Linked DNA regions of Homo sapiens: region 2 is linked to region 1. Evidence: chromatin loops called from intact Hi-C (ENCODE). Cell type or tissue: heart right ventricle. All regions are shown on one strand. Links, peaks and the distances in the headings refer to the core of each region. The heading gives the core; the rest is flanking DNA.

Region 1 (8,339 bases), core at 280-8,279:
CTGACTATTTTAAACCCTAAGTTTAAGATCATGTCTTCAGCCTTAGTCTACCTAGAGGCATTACGTTAAATGAATTCTGAGATTTTGACCACAAGCTTCACTCTGATCTTGTTTGCATTACACACACATAGCCAAGCACTTCTGGTGACTTTCACCAATATTGAGCAGCCAAATAGGTTTGAGAGGTATATATAAATTATTTTTTTTAAATAGCTAAGTTTCTTTCAGGTAGCAATGCAGAAGGCTAGATGTTCCCCCATGAATCTTGCTCGTCATTCCACCAGTCCCTGCATTTGGTTTGACTTCCTATCATCCTGCACTAACATGTCATCCACTTCAGACACAAATAGAAATGAGGCTGCCACCTGCCAACTAGTTAACAGTTAACAGTTGAAAGAGAAGTGCTCCCTGAGACTCTATCACATCACACGGTAAGCAATGTGTGTTCCCCTTCTCTATGACATTAACTCCGTCTTCTAGCATCCCTTAACTCTTTTTAACACAAAACGGGCTCCAGATTCTATCTCATTAATCCTCATCAGTTTCTTGAGAAGTAGAAAGAAAAGAGACCGGTCCAATTTACCAATGAGGAAAGTGAGACAATGAGGTTCCAAGAAGAGCCCAAGGTCATGAAAATAGTAAAAAAGGCAGAGCTAACAAGAGAATTCAGGCTTTGTATGCCAGAACGAAGGGCCCAGGTGGCCGCCATGTTCCTGAACACCTCCCCTTTTTCCTGCACTTTCCTCATCCTTCTCATCACCACTGCAGCAGCAATCCAAGGGCAAGCGCTGCCCTGCAGAACTTTCAGATAGACACACAAACAAATAAAAAACCAAATGTGCACGTACCCACACATACATATGCATATAGTGGGAGAAACAGAAGCATTAAGTGAAGATCAGACCAAGGAGATATACATAGGAAGAAGTCACATTAAGTATCACCTGAGGACACAGTATTTGTATTTATCTAGTTGAGCAAGAGGATGTGGAAATTACAATGTTTAAACTACAAGGGCACAGACCATAGTGAAATCTGTTCTGTTTTTTTTTTTATTTTTAGTGGCAAAATTTCTCTTTATACTACAAAACCACAGAGTCAAGCATCAATACTCAAAATACCATGTGATTCTTGGGGTCAAGGTATACATTGAGTCCATGGCTCTTCCCTAAGACTCTGATGAGCAGCTGCTCTCTCTTTTGCCTTTCTCCGTCTCTTAGTTCAAGAAAAGCAAACGTATGCCTAGTTTTCTTAATAACATTTTAAAATTATAAAAGTAATAGATGTCTATGGTAGAACATCTGGAAGATACAAGAACACCCTAAAGTCATATCTAATTTAAATGAGCAATGATTTATAACCAAAATGTACATGCACTCTTATGTATACAGGACCTGGAAACTACTATTAAATGTTGTCTTTAAAATAGCTCTTAAAGTAAAATTTAAGGATGGCTTTCTTTTACCAAAATCCATTTACAGCACTCTTCCAAAAAATGACAGTAGACGTTTAAGAAGTTTGATCCTTCTGGAAGTTGATTTAACTTCTTGGATTTATTTTCTCTCTAGCTTATATAAGAATTTAATAGGGGCTCTAGCACATTATCCTTAAAAATCAAGACAATCTATCTCAAGTTTTATACACTGATATAAAGTCCCTCTGTTCTGTTTGAAATCCCCAGCTCATTCATTTATATTCATTAATCTTAATGATATCATTAATGCACAATGTGTTTCACAGAAACTAATTGTATTTTGCCAGAATCAAACATTCACAATTATGCCTCCCATTATCACCTAATAAAATAAAATAAAATTTAAAAATTCTCAGGCACGACAATGAATATTTTGGTATATTAACTGATTTGCATTTTTAATGCTATAATAAATTGACCAGATTATCATCAATTAGATAAATTAATATTCTTTAAGTAAGGCAATGGGGAATTATTTTGTTAGAAATTGACAGCACTTTACTCTCACTTCCTTGAGCTTTATTGAACATAGGCTTAGCCCTCTTTGTCCCCTTATCTAAAGCTGGCTTTTGTGACTCAAGCTAATACCACACAACAGAACATATTCTTCTTTAATTTTATATACTTATCATTGCTTTAAGCAATGACAGGAGATTAGGGAGTCAATGGTTTTTCAAGTAAAGGAGAACTATCTACCTGGGCAATAAAAATGCCCTGAGTCAGAAGTACATGAATCGATTTGTTTAAATCATTGTATTACTATTTTGTTTTATCCCCTTGATTCAAAAGCCAATCACTAAATATCTACTATGAATCAGGCATTATGATGGATGTTAAGAATAGACAGAGGAAAAAGGCTCAGTCCCACCAGAATGCAGTCATGGGGTCGCAAGACACATGGATAAACAAATAAAATACAAGGAGATAAGTGGAGACCCAGGACAAGATACTCCAGGTGCTGGTGGGGCAGAAGCACCGAGGAAGGGAATAACTCAGAAGGGTGGGTAGAGGGTAAGGGTAGGTTTGAGAGACGAGGTGAACAGAGTCCAAAACAGTAGTTCTCAAATTTATCTGCACATTAGAATCACTGGAGGGTCTTTTATAAATTTCAAAAAAACTAAGGCCACAAACAGGCCAATTAAATCACAATCTCTGGAAGTAAGTAGTTTCTGAAGTCACCCCAGGTGATCCCAAAGTGCAGACAAGTTTAGAAATCCCAAGTCTAATGGAAGCAGAAATTCTAAGTGGGGTAGAGGATGGATGGGGAGCTGGGGGAAGAATGCCAAGCCCAGAGAGCCGCATGTGCAAAGGCAAACATGGGTAATGGAGCTGAAAATGCAGTGTGATGGCAGCCGGGGTACAGTGGGCCTGGCTCCTAAAGGCAGCCATTCTCTCCAACCTCAAACCATCCTGGACTTTGATACCTGTACAGATCTACAAAACCAGACCCCACAAATTCTGTCCCTTTCTCTTTCCAGGTTCGCAGAGTATAATTTCCTTCTGCTTACTACACTCTTACATAAAACAGCTCAAATACCTAAAAGACTTTCCTACTATGTTCCTGTAATATTTATCATAAATGATTATAAAACTTGAGGAAAGGTGAGGGGATGAGAGAGGTGATTGATTAGAAACAGAGGGAAAGGAAGCACTGATTCCTGTGGCCGTGAACAGGGGTGCCCAGTCTTTTGGCTTCCCTAAGCCACATCGGAAGAAGAATTGTCTTGGACCACACAAAAAATACATGAACACTAACAATAGCTGATGAGCTTAAAAAAAAAAGAATCACAAAAAAAAATCTCATAATGTTTCAAGAAAGTTTACAAATTTGTGTTAGGCTGCATTCAAAGCTGTCCTGGGCTGCGGGTTAGACAAGCATGCCATAAGATAATATTTTTAATCTCTTTTCACCAAAGACTAGCATTTGCATGGAATGGCAGGGCACTTTTCCTCAATCTTCCTCTAAAATTGAAGTTCAGTGAACTGGATAAGTCCTGTCTATCCTGGCTTTACTGAAGACATTACATGACTCAATTATTAAAAGCTAACAGGTTCCTCCTCCTTTTCCTCCTTGAGGTTTCTCTAATGCCACCTGAACCCTGGTGATGATTCCATACTTTACCTGACAACCCTGAAAACCTGTCACCACTCTCCTCTGGGACAGCAGGTAAGGACGTTTGTGAGGAGCCTGTTAATTGTACACTTCAACTGTCCTCTAAAGAAAACTGGATTCAAAAGGATGTATGTATCCTGTTTTACCTACAGACAAACCTAATAAATTAAATCTGATTCTTATTTGTAAAGCAATACCCTAAGCCATCATAAATAATACCAGTTTCTTTAGGGGGAAAAATAAAATAAAATCTGAATGCTTTACCAGAAAGAAGAATTTTTTAAAAACGTTATTTGTCTTCTGAAATACAAGGAAAGCAGTCTCCCCTTACACTCCAGGGATAAGTTCCAGGATGCCTGGTGAATGCCCGAAACCACAGATAGTACCAAGCCCCATATATACTGTTTTTTTTCTATTAAAATATATACATACGTATGATAAAGTTTATAAATTAGGTACAGTAAGAGATTAACAAGAATAAAATAGCACAATTATAACTATGCTGTAATAAAAGTCATGTGAATGTAATCTGTCAAAATACTGTACTGTATTCACCCATTTAAACCACAGAAAGTCAAGCCTCAGATAAGGGGGGAATATGTTACTAATTTTACTGCTCAGTTTTCAGAAGGGATACTTGGATTAAGAAATAGAAATGTCGCTTCCTTTATATGCTTCTAAAGAAGTATTTTTAAACATTTTGGTATAAAAATCATAACTAATATGTGCTCAGCATGGAGTTATTCATTTAGCTATGTTTAGTTGTGCATGCAATAAGAATTACTGATAATGCATTCTAGCAACATGAAGTCTATTCCTTCAAATGTAAGTTATACCTAACATGTTCCACTAATTTTTTAAAAAGTTACTGGTAGGAATCCCTCTAGCTCAAGTATGCACCATTTTCAGAACATAATTCAAATATATAAACCTAGGATGTCTAAACATCTTCCATACGTTATTTTATATACTCAGAATGCTAGCAAGATTAACAGCATTCTCTTACTTGCAGCAGTGATCTGCAGCCCAACTTTTGTGGGGAAAAAAAAAATCTCTAGGATGCATCATAAAGCTTTTTAATTTCAACAAGTCTATTAGCATTTAAAAAGTTCTTCCTGGCAATTTTGTTACAATGAGAGAATTAGAATGTTTTCTTCCCCCAGTTGACTTAGCAAATCACCTTGCACGTAGGGCATACCTTTATCTCACATGCTTGACAGATACATCTTTTTAAAAATCCCCAGTATTTTTACCTCCATCCCTTGCAAAGGAGATTTGCTGATGTGCCACCTAGTGGACAAACTACCACCTTCATCAGTGCATTTCACCTTGTCTCTGGAGATGAAGATCAGAAGAAATATATTTCAGAGGATCATCTAATGAGAAATGCGGAGCCTGTCCCATCAAAGGTGCTCTAGAAGGTGATGCTCTGAATGAGCCAGAAGGGACTGCTGGCCTCTTTTACATATCTGTGGCTGCTCCTCATACTTGATTAGGCGCAAGGGAGGTAGCCAAAGGTAAAAAAAGCCCCACAACAGGAAAATGCTTGCCCGAGGCCATAATGAAAGTGATCACCTCCCTCCCACGTTGATGACCCAGCATCCAAGAGCTCCCTAGCACTGAGGAGGCACAGTGAGCAATTCTTTATTTTTCCAAATGTTTGAAGTACATGTTGATCATAAACAGGTTATTCTGATTTCATAATTTGTTACTAGGCCAGGTAACATCACAAAACTGAAAAATATCTCCTTCCCTAAGGTCCCAGGGGAGAGAGAAGGAACAGAACAGCACTGTCTGCTCCTGAGAAGTGGCCCCTGGAGGCCCATCCTCCTCTTAACCCACACAGGTCCCCCGGATCAGGTCCCCCGGATCAGGTGAAGCAGAAAGTGTTCAACTCCTCTCTCCTGACTTTCCAGAGATGACAGACAAGTAGGATAATTAAAGACCTTATCACACTATCTCATGTTCCCAGTAACCTTCCAACAAAACAATTCTGAAAGCAATGTAAGAGTGCAGCATGCAATTCTTATTTTGTCTCCCCATCAAACTACTAGATTTGCATCTAACATTCCTTCTTTCACAACTAACTACTACTTCCCATGGACTCATTTTTCTGTTTCAAGCTGTCAGAAATAAAAATTCCAGGTTCAGAGTTAAACCACCTATTTCTTCTCATTAGGTGAAATATCTACTCAATGCCATGTAATTAGCAGTTTTATAAAACTGACACTTAAGTACCAATCTTCTGCTTTTCCCATTTGGATAATTTATAAGTAAAAATACATGGCAATGTTGCAAGACTCAGAGATATTCTGTTCAGAAGCTGCACCTGGAGGAAATTCTCCTGCATCTGCCTTTCCTAAGGGAGCAGAGATGGCCGAAAAGTACAAGAAAGGCAACTGAACAGCTGGAATCTCTTTCTGGTTCTTCCACTACACTCTTGTATGACTGTGGAAAACTCAGTTAATAAACTGTTTCCTTTCATTTGTCTTAGTTTCCTTGAAGGAGGGAAAAATACACTTGTCTGGTTTTACTCTCCAATATTTTAGTTTAAAATTTTTCAAACCTCCAGTAAAGTTGGAAGAATAAACATGCTTATACCCAGAATCAGCAAATGTGAACATTCCTCTATAATTGCGATACATATTTTGTGAAAATGCATCCCAAACACAATTTTTTCAATTTAATAGAAAAGTCTTGAGATGAAAAGCTCCCCACAAAGTGATAAAAAGTTAATAACTATATATTGAGCAAGATTTCCTAAGAATATTTTTTGTCAGGAATTAGATTTCCTCAAAGCTCTTGGAATGCAACAGCATTCTCATTAACACTTTCCAGGAAATGCTTCCATAAGAATGGTCAGTCTTAGCTGAATCCTAGAAACATTCCACTTCGGAGCTGGAAACCATGTGTTTCAAATGCTCCATTTTAATGATGCGCAAACTGAGCCCCAGTGATGCTGCTTCTTATCAGCACTAACTTTTTATTTCCCATAAATAATACACTTCTAAACTGCAAGAGAGGTGGTGACTTCAGAAGGAAAAGGAGAGAATAGGGAAGATGTGAACGGAAGGGAGCAGGAGCAGGTAACAACACATTGTCAAGAGCACCAGCTCCCAAAACCCACTGACAGCGCCCCGCAGCACACAGCATTACTACGTACCAAGGGCAATGCAGAAGAGCTGTCCATCTAAGCAAACCACAGCCTTTTACTACCAAATGTGCAAAATCCACACATTCACCCTCAGCCCTACAACTCCCTAATTCAACCGTCTGACCCACTTCACACGATGCAAGCATTTCTATTTTTCCGCTTTGTAGATTACGCTATTAATGTTTCTTCTGATTATTTCCTCAACACAGGTTCTATCGGAGCCAAGATTTGACCATGGCAATGAAGCTGTACCCGTGTGGCTCTGCAAGATAACCCACCTCTCTAAGTGAACATAGGCAGGGGCTCTCCTGAGGACAGACGATAAGTGTTCTGTTTCCTGGGCCATGTTTCAAGGTTTTGTGTTAGCGATGGGATTTCCTCTGTTATTTTGGTCTTCTACTCAAGAAATACAAAGGCTTTTTGTTCATAAAACTATCTAAGGCCATTTTCACAATCCCTAAATCGATAAAAATAATTCAGCAGCAGAATATTAATTTTCAGTAATATATCTTCTATTGATTGTTTCCTTGGCATACTTCCTGGTCTGGTGTGGCTCAGCGGTCAGCTCTGTACCCAATGGCTGTGTGGTAATGAGACTTATCGATAGCCTTCTAATGCATAAGATTTCACCATTATCCAACTAGCCCGCGCCAGCCTTGCATCATGTTGTTTGCGGTTCTCTCCCTCCCGACCCAAACACAGCCCTAGACCATGGCTAAGAAGCAGTTTACAGCCATCAACTGCTTCATTTGTAAAATTAGGGCACTCACGTACTCCCCTGTAAAATACTTGGAGATGTTTTGATAAATTACAGCCTAGGTACACAATTCCAGTATTGATTCCTAAAGTCACCAGGTTCTCTACCCACCCCTACTGCATTTGCAACTATCTTTTAAATATCTTTTCTCTTTTCTGAGGAAAGCATCCAAAAACCTGACAGGTACCATTATTTAGAGTGTGCAATGCCTTCATCGTTTGAGAGTAACAGGTCAAACTCATTTTCATTGCCCATTTGCTCCCTTTACATGTGAGTGCACTAGGACCCAACAGATGGCTAAATCAAGATGTTCACCAGATTAGACTTTCTTGACATGACTGACTACTAAAAAGCTTAAGATAACAGATGTTAACCTACCCAGAATGTATTATATGTTCTATCAAGACATCAGAAATACTCCGAGGCTTTCCCCAGCTCGGAAATGCATCCAATTTATTTGAATAAAAACAAAGAAAAGTGGCAAAGAAGGGGGCTGGGTAGAGAGACCAAGAACCTATTTCCCAACCTTTCCTGGATCATTTTCTCAGTTAAAGTTCTAACGTGTTTAGATGAGTCTGTCCTTTAGGTATTTTTTTCATGAATATAGGCTGCTTTTTATTTTTCCCTCCTACCCAAAAATGGTGTCATTAAAAACAAAAAGCAGAGTGCTGTTGCAGAGTAATATATTACCTTCACTAATTTGCAAACAATCAAGCTACATGTGGCCATAAGCCGTTTATTCCTGGCCACAGCCAGCCTAGGATTCCTCAGCAGCAGAGCTGAGAGGCAGCAGAGCGTTACTGACATCTCTCTCTGCAGTGCTCAGAGGCCAACTGTGAGG
Region 2 (8,339 bases), core at 330-8,329, 340 kb before region 1:
AGGCTTTGGGTTGTGCAAGGTGCTCCGTAGCCAGATGAGGGCAAGACAATAGAAATGGGATCATCTGAGTCTGCTAAGAGACCTTGCCAGAGTCCTCTAGGGGAAATACACATTCAAATTTCATAGAAGCAGGAAGAGAAGTTTTAAAATACAGAATTCTATTAAAATACTTTACAAAATAAATCACGAAAGTGATCAATTATGTCTCAGCAAAATAAGCAAATGTATACTTCTCAATATATACATTTCAGTGTATTATTTCTTATTCTAATGTTGTGAACAGACATATGATACTATCTAGAGATATGCTGTCGCAGGAGCTGTTCTGCATAAAATACAACGCTGCTATAAAGAATGAAAAAGACAAATCAAATAACTGAACAGAACTATCTGAGAGCTATCTGAGAGGATCAGTGTGTGTCCTTTCTCTCTCTCCATTTACAGTCATGCTTCCTGTGACCTTCTTACTCCATAGGCTATATTCTGCTTACATTTTAAGTAGAAATTGATCCCTGTTTAAGTTAATTTGTATGGTGGGGAGGGAGGCCTAATAATTGCTAGAACTTCTTCTTTCAGTACCACTTATTTTTTATAATTTATAGTACATGTGTATATATTTACAATTTTATCTTTCAAAGGAACTCTAATTCTCAGACTAAACCTTCAGATCAAACCTCACAGTTTAATACAATTTTGTCTTCTAGTATACTAGAATGAAACCTGTTAGAAGTTCCTGAAGGAAGTCACCTTCAGGATAGGTGACTCTCCAAATAGATGTCACTGTGTAAGGTATATAAACAAAGAGAATTCTTACTACTTACAATTTAGAATGAGAAGCAAAATTAAATTAGGGAATGAGTATGCAGATATAAGGACATTATTTCATGACATAAAACCAGAGAATTCATAATATCTTTGTCTTTAAACTTGAGACTAATGAATACTTTCTCAGTAATCAGACATGGGTGTGACACAGGGAAATCAATCTCCTGGTACTAGCCCCTTTGGGCTGCCTGTCTCATCAGCATGGCCCTGACATAAAACATACAATACCTTCAGTAGGAGTTCTATAACTTCTGTGTGGACAAGTCCATGCACTGGTTCTCCATTGATGTGAGTGATAAGATCTCCAGCCTTCAGTCCTGCCTGGCATGCCGGACTTCCTTCTTCTACATTCTAAAGTCCAAGAGGAGAGGATATTTGTAGGCAAACAAATGACTACTCTAACACCTACTGTGTCTTCTGGGAGAATAATGAGTTAATTAGCAAATGTCCTAAGCCTCTAATAGAAAATCTAACAGGTACGTTTACTATTCCTATTCTATCATTATTCTAAAATAGGAAACTTTCTATGGTACTTAGAAATTTTCAGGTGATTCAGACTGAAAGTACCAGAGCCACAAAGAAAAAAAAATGAATGACCAAAACATTTCAGGTGATTTGAGAAGGTCATTTTTAAAAAGAAGGCTAGGAAAAAATGATAAAATAAAAGAAGGATGGAAATAGGATTGCCTTTGACTATGTCTACCAGCTTGGTATGTAAGAAAGAACAATCGAATATGAAAACTGGACAGAATTATGAGATATTCGTTTTTGCTAAATTCAATTCCACCATACACATACAGGGATGGAGCTCTAAAAGGAAAATGAAACAGGTCGCAAATGCAAGCTTAAAAGTAAATATATTTGCTATTTATCAGCCAACCTATCCACTCTCCAGCTTGGCTGGAAATGAAAAATCCCAAGTGCGAGACATGCAGGTCTTACCCAGACGATATGGTGCACTGTATAGATGTCACTGTCTCCCACATACACCCGGATGGCTCGGATGGTAAAGCCGTAGTTCTTCCCCGAACTGTGGATCACAATCGGCTGATGTGGACTGGCAGAAGCTGCTGAGGAATCTCGGCTGGGAGAGGAATCTCGTGAAGAAGAAGGGTCCGAGGACAGGGAATGGGGAGACATTGGACTTCCCAGAGGGGAAACAGCAAACATATCTGTAACAAAGAAGCCAGTCATCAAAGCCCATGTGGCTCACACAAGCATCCATGCAGGCAACCCTCACCCCATGAGCCTTGCCAGGACTGGGGGCATAGTCACAACACAAATCCATTTGTTTCCAATAGCAAAATGAAGATGAAATAATACAAAAATGTTTCTATCAGTAACTAGCATGAATTCCAAAACTGTCAAACTTCAAGAGTGTTGCTATTTTAACTAATTTTTCAGTTAGGAAAGAGAAAGAAATTTCAATACTCTCATGTTATAATTTTTTAGTTTCTATGCTTATTAAAAGACACCACAAGGATTAGCCTCTGGCTGTGACATTTTTACTTAATGTTTTATTTTAAGTAAAGAAATAAATCATAGATGCATATATTTCAAGTATGTCTTCATGTGGAGAAGACTGTATGTATTATATTAACAGATACTGGATTCCAAATTCTTCACTAAACAATTTTAACATGGTCCTTTTCAACACACATGGCCAGGAAAGCAATTTATCAATTTACCAGCTGATTTCTACAATGCTATTAAATGAATACTGATTAAAGAATTTTAACTGGCCGGGTGTAGTGGCTCACACCTGTAATCCCAGCACTTTTGAGAGGCCAAGGTAGGCTGGTCGCTTGAGCCCAGGAGTTCAAGACAAGCCAGGTAATATGGCTAAACCCTGTCTCTACAAATAATACAAAAAATTAGCCAGGAAAGGTGGCATGTGCCTGTAGTCCCAGCTACGTGGGAGACTGAGGTGAGAGGATCACCTAAGCCTGGGAGGTCGAGGCTGCAGTGAGCCGTGACTGTGCCATGGCACTCCAGCCTAGGCGACAGAGCAAGACCCTATCTCAAAAAAAAAAAAAAAAAAGAAAAAAAGAAGAAAAAAAAAAAGGAAAGAATTTTTAATCAGGAAAACAATGAAGTGGTGACTTCTCTATAAATGAATAACATTACTGTGGTGACAACTGATTCTCTACATATATTACTTGCAATTCTAATAAGGTTTCTGAGAGGCTAATGCAGGTGAGATAGAGAAACCTGAAGAGAATCTCATTGCATATTCCAAAACACCAAATCTACTGCTTTCTTTGTTTTAGAAGCAAACTGCTATGCTCTGAATGTCTGTGTCCCCCTAAAATTCCTATGTTGAAAACTAACCCCCAAGGTAATGGTTTTAAGAGGTGGGGCCTCTGGGAGGTGATTAGGTCATGAGGGCTCTGCCCCTCATAAATGAATTAGTGCCCTTATACAAGAGGCTGCAGAGAGCTTGTTCTTCCCTTCTGCCATGTGAGGAAATAGAGAAGGTGCTGTCCATGAGGAACAAGCCCTTGTCAGATGCTGAAACTGTCGCCACCTTGATCTTGGACTTCCCAGGCTCTAGAACTGTGATCAACAAATTCTGTTATTTATACCTTACCCAGTCTAAAGTATTTTGTTATAGCAGCAGAAATGAATGCTTTTTAGTTCATATCCTTGTTTCATCTACGTGAATCTAAACAGATCTTAACTGGTCATGTGAAACTGTCTGTGTGTGTGTGCACTTGAGAAAAGGCAGAATAATCTACAAAACATGCTGCGGTTTAAACATGAGCTCGGTTGGAGCCAGGCTACAAAGTTCCCAGTGCTACTGAAGGCTCACCAGGGTGTGGTGAGTTCCATTGTGGCTACCGTAAGCTGAAAGTATCCATACTACCCACTATTTCAATTCTTATGCTTGTTCAAAGAAGAGCAAAGCCAACTGTATCATGACCCATGCTCCTTCCCTCTCTGACTTCATGTAGCATCTTGGCTGTCTTCTGCTGGCTCTCTTCTGTCTAATCAAAGGACAGGGGAAGAGATGCATGCTGGCAGGCAGGGAACTTCAAGACATGCAGGTGGGAGGAGGTCACTGTGGACACACATAGATCCCAAACTGCTGAAAGGCCAGGCCCCCACTTCTTTACCTTCTGATGGTCTCCCTTATCTCCCCAAATCAAATAATTTCCTTGTTCTACCAAAGTACGGGCTTCCTAACCAGCTTTCAAAACTGCACTGGCCCATATCCAACTTACCTTCCCATCTGTGCAGCTGCACCAGGACCATCATCTTCAGCTTATGAAGAGTCACACAGACTAGGGATACAGGTGTTTGTTTTATGGTGCTAAACAGGACACCTCCCAGAAACTGAATCTGCTAGATTGAGCACTACTCCCAAATGAGCATTTGTTTATGTCAAATTGCTTTCTGCACAAATATGAAGCTTCAAAAACATAAACAATGCCTTTTATACATGATCTGTTTTCTTCCAAAAACAAGCCATCTGCAATATAATTCGAGTCCCATTCTACTCTCTTGCTGTCATTTGAGTGATATCACAACCATCAGGGTGTATATTTCATTTCTGCCAGTGGGATTACTACAGAGTTAGTGATCAGTAGTGGCAAAACCAGTTTGTGGGAAAATACTACAATTCAACAAAACCTTAATTAAGCCCAGTTTTCCAAAACAGGGCAGAAGATGATTTGCTACCAGTAGGAGGAAGCATAGCTCAACTGACAGGGTTGGGAAAACCTAGAATTTCAATGCTGTCTGTGACTCTATCTCCAGAAATGAAAAGCTTAACTATTTTCCTCATTAATTAGATGAGAAAAACTATATACTTAGCTTTCCAACACAAATGTTGTAAACAGCTCTATAAAGTGTATAAATTATACATACTCTAGAGAAAAAAAATTATTCAAGGAAGGAAAATTTATCATTTAACTTGGAGGGAGAAAAGAAAACGAAAGGAAACAAAACAGAAACAAGCTTTCATGGGAAGGAAGCCTCTCTTGTACCCCTGATGCAGAAAGTGAGATGAAATAGGCCAAAATGCTCCTTGGCGGCCCTACAAATCCTGCAGGAAGAATTCAGAGTCTGCAGGCAGAAGCTCTCAAGAGCTGTCCTGGGACATGACCCGTTATTACTTCAAGCAATCTTGCATCTCATTCAGCATTCCAAATTGGGAGAGGAGGGATGGGACCACATGCACAAATCACACAATTTCATGCAAGTAGTATCTCTCTACCTCCTGGGATCATGAGGGAAAGAGCACTGGCAGAGAGGGACTTTGTGACTTTCCCCGAGATTTTCTTTTTTTCTGTGCTTTCTAATCGCTGCCGAGCCATGTGAGAAGCGGGTTCACTGGATGGCTTTGAGGAATTATCTGTACTGTCCACACACTCGCTTCGTCCATTTATCTGATCCAAGTGCTCTGAAAAACTGCCAACTGTACAAAGAAGAAGGGATAAACACATTCAGGAAAATCCAGGATAGGAGAGGTGGGAAGACGGGAAGAGAGAGACAGCAGGAAGAGTAAACGCCAGAGAACATACTCCTATGTGGCCAGTAAGTCCAGACGGTGTCAGGCGAACATTAACAACATGTGATTGCTTTGAGAAAGGTGACGTGGAGGAGGAAGAGATGGAAGAGGCATCTATTCAGGCTTCATTCTACCTGTACACAAGTCTGCTAATTCTCAATCCATGACTCCATGTAACCAGAGGAATTAGTTTCTTTCAACAATCTATATTTTTGAAACCTTGCAGAGATAATTCTGGTGCCCCTACCCCCCCCATACCATGAAAGGCTGTGCCATGAATCAAATATTACCTCCCAAACACCATGGCCGCCCACTTCATACTGTGATTACCTTATGATACTGATGATTATCATTATCAATGCTGTTAATTATAATTTTGACCTGTGGACATTTTTTCATCACTCCCTGTAGACTTACGTCTGTGCTGTTAGAACACACCTCATACTAGGCTGAGGCAAGTAACTGATAGAAAAGTGCCTAAAGTGTCTCTTCTCACTTCTCAGGCCATATGCCTCCTTTCATTCTAAGCTCCCTGTACATTTCAAAGGACAAGCAAGACAAAGGATATTACTCCCTCCATTACTCAAGTTCACTTCATCCTGCTGGCTTTTAATCCAGTGTATCATATGCTGATCCTCCCTCATGCTATTTCCTCTCCCCTCTAAACCACACCTTCTTTACTTTTAATTTTGTTAATCTTTAATATAAACTGGAGTTATTTTTAACTTAAAAAAAATTAGGGCTTCCCTCAACAACGGAGCGTAAGAGAGGATAAATATGGAGGGGGGTGCAGAAATGGAACATCACTGACCCTGGTCTGGTGAATGCAGAGGCCGAGAGTAAAGAAAGCTCTGCAGCAGGGTGACATTTTGAGTCCCCCAGAAGGAAGCTGAACAGCTATTCCTTTTGATTTGTCCTACTTTTTCTTTCCCAGGTTATCGGTTTTCTATCGTGTTTTTCTTTAAAAACATCATTGATAGCACATTTTTGTCCATCCAGGAGAGAAAATGCTCATCTCATTTTACTTCTACATGCTACATTATAAGCCCCATGTGCTTAAAAATCATCAACTGTCTCATCACCTTTAGAGATACAATCCATGCAGAGTATTAACACCACTATAAATGATCCTTTGAAAGAGCGGCCAGCACATTTCGAAGTGCTGACCATATGACACTGTTTGCCTGGGAAAGAGTTAGACTTAGACTCAACTAGCATTTCTCTTACACTGCTGTCTATATACCACTCAGTGGTATGGTTGTAGTTTGGCCCACGCTCATGGACAAAGTTCAGATCTTACAGCTGTGGTCTAGGCTAAGGGTAGCTGGGAACTTGGACAGCAGCTTTAGTCATAGCACACTTTGTGGTCATCTACTGTGCATATGTACAGGAAAAGATTCATGGACTTCCACATAACACCCATCTGACCAACAAAGGGAGATAACCTTAAGGCAAATATCAATGTTTTTACTCCTATATGCTAAACTCATTCTCATTTAACAGAATATTCCATTCTCTTACAGAAATCAGCTACTGAAGGTCTTGATAAAAACTGCTTCACAAGTAATAAATCTCATCTCACAAAACTTAAGCTTCCCATTGAGTAAGGTACACACTTCCTTCTTTGTAATTTGGTTTGGATGGGATCACTGACAAGTATAAAATGAAAAGCTGAATCTCTTTACAATGAGTAATTGTTGGATACGTTTGACCCCTACATCTAAGACTTCAAGACGTTTATTTTTCATGGCTTCAAACACAATGTAGTCATGATAAAAGAGAAACATGTATAAAGTTGTACTTCCCTAAATGCCAGAGTGTGGATATACAACCTTGTGTCACCTCTCCCTCTTGCCTCTGCCATCTTATTTTGCAGCACTGCATATAAGCGTGAGCTTCTTTTCTGCCAATGGTAGATAATGTCACTTTAATGTTCTCTAAATGTCAAGGGTTCCTTCTTTTTGGTGGTGGAGCAATATAAAAATCAACAAATTTAATTTTACTACAGTCACGGTTTTCAGACTTCCTAATTACCCTTGGCTATAAGCAAATCAGCTCATCTCTCTATTCTGCACAGCCCCCAAGGCCTTTGATTATTTTTAGTGTGCGTATGGGGGAGAGAGAGAGAGAGAGAAAGATGGTGTGAATCTATTAATCAAAATGCATGGCAGGACCTAGGTGAATTTTTTTTTTAATTATGAAAGTAATCAATCAAATGCTTAGACACGATTCCCCTCCCTTCCCCTCCTACCTTTCCGGTAGTGAGCAGGCTGAGGAGACTAAGAGATAGTAAACAGTTCACTATATTAAGAAAAAAATTTTAAATGGAGGTGAATATACTCTATTCAGAGTAAGGTAACTAAGAACCAGATAAAGGCCTTTGTAACCAGGAATAGAAAATACCAAGATATCTACATATGATCTGAGCATCAGCATGAACTAGAGATGGTCAGGCATCTTAGTCTAATAGGTTGCCTTTACACTACTTCCTCATTGCTGTTCTCTTGGCTTTATGATTAGGATAAGTGGAATTACGCAACATGAAAACAGAACTGAAGTGAAGACAGAGAAGAAAATCCAACATTATTTTCCCCCACAATAAACTATAAGCACATGTGAAGCTTCACAGATCCAAACTTCTTAGTGAGGTTGAAATAAATCCAGCCCATAAAATTTTTCCTGAAATGATTAAAAAAAAGCTTACACTATGAATATTCAGTTAGTTTAAAAAATGTTGACGAAAAATCTTGGAATCATTCATGGTTATCAATACAGCATATTGAACGTAGCTTAATGAAAACATTCATTACAGCAATTCTAAGCCATATACATCTCTCATTTTTTGAAAAAGCATAAATGCACATACTCTATAGAAGAATATGCTGTGCATAAAATTTTTATAAATCAAATGATATTTTAAATGAACTTAAGAGGCTTGTTTTGGTGCAATTAATTGCAAGTTTGAATATCTAGTGAGGATACCTCCATTACTAATGACCAG

What was found. Hi-C counts contacts between places; a loop is a spot of excess contacts. Peaks named below come from ENCODE experiments on the same cell type or tissue, not always from the same donor. Only the 100,000 strongest peaks of a DNase experiment are listed, where the experiment ranks them.
Region 2: a loop joins it to region 1, with 3 times the contacts of the local background. A loop is called at or near these places in 56 of 110 quality-filtered maps.

What each region holds. Positions count from the first base shown.
Region 1 is chr5:66,811,146-66,819,484 of GRCh38, reverse strand. The region is part of intron 3 of MAST4 (microtubule associated serine/threonine kinase family member 4); the gene reads right to left. Among named protein-coding and RNA genes, the nearest start is that of MAST4-AS1, 190 kb to the left of the region's middle. In heart right ventricle, for the core only: a CTCF peak has its summit at 4,889 (motif pointing left); no DNase peak of the experiment used is centred there; H3K27ac peaks cover 513 bases.
Region 2 is chr5:67,146,295-67,154,633 of GRCh38, reverse strand. It overlaps MAST4 (microtubule associated serine/threonine kinase family member 4), which reads right to left. Exons shown (of 29, transcript NM_001164664.2): 24 at 5,045-5,245; 25 at 1,768-1,997; 26 at 1,054-1,176. Among named protein-coding and RNA genes, the nearest start is that of CD180, 46 kb to the left of the region's middle. In heart right ventricle, for the core only: a CTCF peak has its summit at 4,508 (motif pointing right); no DNase peak of the experiment used is centred there; H3K4me3 peaks cover 1,022 bases; H3K27ac peaks cover 1,364 bases.